Linked DNA regions of Homo sapiens: region 1 is linked to region 2. The links are chromatin loops, found by intact Hi-C in ENCODE. Cell type or tissue: heart right ventricle. All regions are shown on one strand.

Region 1 (2,500 bases), 120 kb before region 2:
AAAGTCACAGACACAGGCAAAATATCTTCATTTGACTATTTTCTGTAACAAAACAAAACAAATTTACCTTTTTGTCTTGTTTCATTTTTGGAAAATGAAGTATCTTGTTAAAATTAGGAAGGACAGACAACCTTTAAATTTTCTAGCAGGTAAGAGAGGACAAGCACAAATTAAAAGAATAAGATCCATTACGGTTTTAAGTAAAATATATTTATGGGGCTTTTAAAAATTAAGAGTACGTCAATTTATTCCCATGTTTTGATGAATGTAATATGTTACATATTATGTGTCCATAAAAACACATATATTAAGGTTTTCACAGGTTTCCTTGGGATCTCTCAATATCTAACCCTATTTCTCCATTCAAGTTTTAAGTATGTCAATCCCTAATTCTCCTTGTCACAGTGTCACTGGAGTTACATCACTGAAACCTCTGTCTCAGGCATTACACATCGTGGCTTCGCTCATCCTCAACAATTTTTTTTTTTATGGCAAGGTTTCATAATATAATTGATACAGCACGGAATTTGGAATTCTATCTGAAGGGATCTTTGTTCCATTGTGACTTAACCTCCCCGAGGTTTATACTGTTTATTCAACATCAAAATAGAAGTATTACAATTCCCCATTATTGCAGTTTCATATTGTTTTATGACTCTATTGTTATCTTGCCTCTATGTCTACTTAGATTCTGCAGTAGCATATAAAAAGTACCTGGTTTCATGCCTGACATGTCATAGTGCTCAATAATTGCTAGATTTTACAAGTTAAAGGAATCCCATATTTATAATAAGCACAAGGTATTTTAAATAATAGAACAAATTATCATTAAAGACAAAATTCAGGTACACAGAACGGTCAAACCTGAAAAGTAGCATCCGTATAGCACAATGCCTAAACAGCTAACATTTATTAAACACTTACTAAGCCTAAAATGTGTAAGAAAATACCAAAAATACGTAAGGCCTGTATGAGGAAGAGGGGTGGAGAGCACTGCCAGAAAGCCTTAAATGCACTCAGGCCTCTAGGAAAGGCAGTGTCCGGTGCTGCCCCCTGGTGGGGTGCAGGACGCCTAAACGCTAATTGCTGGTTCCGGGGTCGGGGGCTGGAAATCCCTCCGCGCACACAAGGTGCCTATTTCCCACTATAGAAAAGTGGCCTGTCAGTCAACTTCCGAAAAGTTAGAGTAAAAAAGCCCAATAGACAACTGGATGTAATGAACGTATACACACTTTAAAAAACAGAGTCAAGAATAAAGACCATCCAATATCATTTGGTGTGCTTTTAAAGCAATCATTTGCTTTTTGTTTTTTAATGCAAGACAATTCCAGGCTCAGATTTATTTCTAAGAACAATTTTGGAATAATTTTTACTCAGTTCTTCTGACGGAAAGTTGGCTACAGCCCATTGTGCAAGACTATATACCATCTTGAGTTGGAAAACTGTGAAGAAAAGTTCAAAGTGAGATCGGAAAATTATAGGTCTTTTATATATGTTCCTACTTCTTATATAGCTGGTATAGACTGATAAATTTCCTTTCTTTTCCTGCAAAACTATTAACTAATTTTTCTAAACATTTAATGGAAAGCCAGAAAAGCAGGACATTGTACTAAGAAACATATCATAAGTCAAAACAGGCATACGTTTCCTGTAGGATTATCTGATAAATCAGGATTTTATGTTGCTCCTTGGACCAATGAGAAACATCACTCCACAACTTAATTTCCAAGTAGCAACTCAGAAAATAAACATTTAAATTACTTTGCAAACAGCAAGGTCCAGGTTATTTCATGTAATCATTATACTACCACAACACACTTAACTATGAGAATATATTTTATTTGGACAGGACTAAATTATAAATATAATGGATAAATATATATGTAATATAAATTATAAATATAATGAGTATTGAACAGAACATATAGCGATCATGGAGCTATCATTTCTTCTCTAGGAAAAAAACATTAAGAAATAGTTTTAAATGCTGTGTGAATGTGCTTACTTTTAAACCTAAATTGGAACACCATTTAGTCCTTAATTATTAAATTAATAAAACAGCAGATATTCTGCTTCTAAATGCAATTACCTTCTAGAGGTCATAATTAGTAGTATAAGAGTTAAACTCTAAGAATATGAGAAAAACAAAACCAGTATTCTAAAATGATGTATAGTTGATACTTTTGAAGTCCGTGAACTCACAGATTTATATTTGTCCTAGTTATGTAAGGCTAGACATCACTCAGCTTCCAAATATTATCACAGAATATTTACTTTAAATTTGTTTTAAATCTGCCATGAACATTTGCCCATAGTCAAAACATGAGTTTTAGCAAATGAGAAAAAAATGATTCTGGTCTCTTGAATCACACTTTCTCAGCAAATGAGTCACAGAAACCTGTGAAGGCAGTATGCCAACAACTCCAAATTAATTTCATTACTGAATTAAATAAACAGAACTTTACGAATGTAAAATATTATTTTTCATTTAAGCTAATGC
Region 2 (2,500 bases):
TGGTGCACGCCTGTAGTTCCAGCTACTCAGGAGGCTGAGGCAGGAGAATGGCTTGAACCCCAGAGGCGGAGATTGCAGTGTGGAGATCGTGCCACTGCACTCCAGACTGGTGGCACGGCGAGACTCCGTCTCAAAAAAACAAAAAGTATATATATATAACATTAGGTCAGAACCCATAGTTATTATTTTAATCTTCTTTAAAATGTACCTAAAATGTAAATCATAATAAAAATAGACCCCATGGCATGACTGATAATCTCAGTGTATTTTCTTCCTAGAGGATTTACCAGTTCTTTAATTTCTTTCACTGAAAAACCAAATGCCACGTTATTTTTCAGATGGTTCAACAAATATTTACTGAGCATCTACTATATTCTAAACTCTTCAGGACTCTTGCAGATATAGCAATGAACATAATACACAAAATTCCCTGCCCTCATGGGACTTAAAGGAAGTGGCCAAGGGCTGTCAGGCAGGACAATCAATGTAGTAGCCACATCCCAATATAGCATCCAACAGCCTAGAACTTGTTCCAATTAGTACAACAACTAACTAGTTGTGATCATGACAAAGAAAATCCTACAGGAAGAATGACTTGGCAGGAGGGACCAACTTTCAAATTGTCAGCCATCCTGTTTTGGAACAGAGAAACAAACTATTCTCATCTGAGAGGAGGGCACCGCCCTACCTGTTTTCTCTGCAAGGTCAAACCATATCCAAAATAATTCCAAACTCACACAAAATGAGACCATTTTTCCCTATGCCTAAGGAAAAGCATTTAAGTCTAACAGATCTTTGAATCATTTCTTAGTTTTTTTTTATATTAGAGGCTTATTATAAGCATGAAAGAAATACACATAATTTTTAACATATGACTTAAAATGACTTTATTATAGTCTACCCTCAGAAATATAAACTACTCTCAACAATTAAACACAACATGTAACAAGAATAATTTTAAACCCATATATCCTTGTACGGTCAAGAAGACATATAATTTTACCTAGCAATAGTCTTTGATTACATTTTTAACTAAAGGTTTAGAGAAAAAGAAGAGAGAAAATAATTCTAATTTGTTGTTTTCAATTCACGAGATCATCAGTTATTCTGATATATAAGCTAAACCATTTAGGTTACATTATAATAATGCCCTAGAATAAAACTACTGTCATACTATTTATTCAGAATTATAACATATGTTTAATTTACAATGGCAGAGCCAGGCCCCGCTGTGGAAACCTAGTGGTATTAACCATGAAACTTGGCCTAAGAGAGGCCTCTAGTGGTTATAGGTAGTTACTAGCTCCCTTTCCATCCCAACCCCTCAACTGTTTGAGAATGTTCTTGATTTCATTAACTCACTTTCTGTCCCCCTCTGCTCCCCTCAAACAGACACAGCCTCAAACAAAATAGCTAGTATTCAGTCACGGAATTATTCACTTAAGTTCAAGTAACCAATTTTTAAAATGTATATTTTAACTGGCAATACTTAAATATTAGAGATTCTCTATAGACAAATTCTTCAACTTCTCCATAAAACCAGTTTAAAGCTATTCAGTCTAACAAATCAGAATTAAATTTCCAATTTAATCTATGGGTCTTCAGAACATCTTCTGCACCATTCACAAATACTTGGTGATTAACACCCAGGTGCAAATGCAAAGAGTAAACAAACTTGGTCCTTCATCCAATTACTAAGGTTTGACTCCTTCCCCATTCCAGCTCTACAATTTCCCTTTCCTTTTTTGCTGAAGACCTCTGCTCCCTGATCGTCTCCATTCCCACTAACTCTGCCAGCCTTAGTGCCTGTCCTGCTATTATCCAGTTCCCCCAGTGAAGTCTTCTATAGCAAGAATGGAAATAATTGGGGTGAAAGGATGGGAGGAAAGAATGCTAAATCTAAGAACACTGAGCCCTCCCTCCCAGCTACTGTCACTCCCTCATGCCACAGCTGAATTACTTCTAGCTCCTTTCCCCTAAGGCCTTATCCTGCTCCTATGATAGACTACCCCTAAAATATCTTGAGACTAGAGATGCCCAATATGTACCCAAAGAACAACTATTCATTTCTATGAGTATGTCTTCATCTTCTACTACATAACCTATGTTTAAAAGAGAAAAGAAAGGGAAAGCAGGAAAAAGAGCTGGAGAGAAAAATGGAGGGAACAGAAATGAAGATATTTTCTCTATCATTTTCTAATTTTGTTAAAATTAAAAAAAAAAAAACAAAAAAAAACACTTCCCAAGAACTTCAAAAAGGTAGGAGATTGCTTTGGGCAGAGAGTGAGGGGGAGGGAAGACTGGGAGACAGTATCTTGTAACAGGGTGTATTTGAACAGAGAAGAACCCTCATCTAAAGCAGTGCACAGTGGCTGTGATGGCTACGAAATTCAGGACAGACCCAGTTTTAAAAGCTGCTATACAAATAGTAACTCCCATCTATTCAGAAAATGTAATTATCCATAAAACTCATGTCTTAGAAATTAAGAATAACTGAAGT

The links. Hi-C counts contacts between places; a loop is a spot of excess contacts. Peaks named below come from ENCODE experiments on the same cell type or tissue, not always from the same donor. Only the 100,000 strongest peaks of a DNase experiment are listed, where the experiment ranks them.
Region 1: a loop joins it to region 2, with 2.4 times the contacts of the local background. A loop is called at or near these places in 22 of 110 quality-filtered maps.

What each region holds. Positions count from the first base shown.
Region 1 is chr6:80,336,993-80,339,492 of GRCh38, reverse strand. The region is part of intron 9 of BCKDHB (branched chain keto acid dehydrogenase E1 subunit beta); the gene reads right to left. Among named protein-coding and RNA genes, the nearest start is that of BCKDHB, 230 kb to the right of the region's middle. In heart right ventricle, a CTCF peak has its summit at 1,043 (motif pointing left); a DNase peak (open chromatin) is centred at 1,042.
Region 2 is chr6:80,213,395-80,215,894 of GRCh38, reverse strand. The region is part of intron 8 of BCKDHB (branched chain keto acid dehydrogenase E1 subunit beta); the gene reads right to left. Among named protein-coding and RNA genes, the nearest start is that of BCKDHB, 110 kb to the right of the region's middle. In heart right ventricle, a CTCF peak has its summit at 1,276 (motif pointing left); no DNase peak of the experiment used is centred here; H3K27ac peaks cover 807 bases.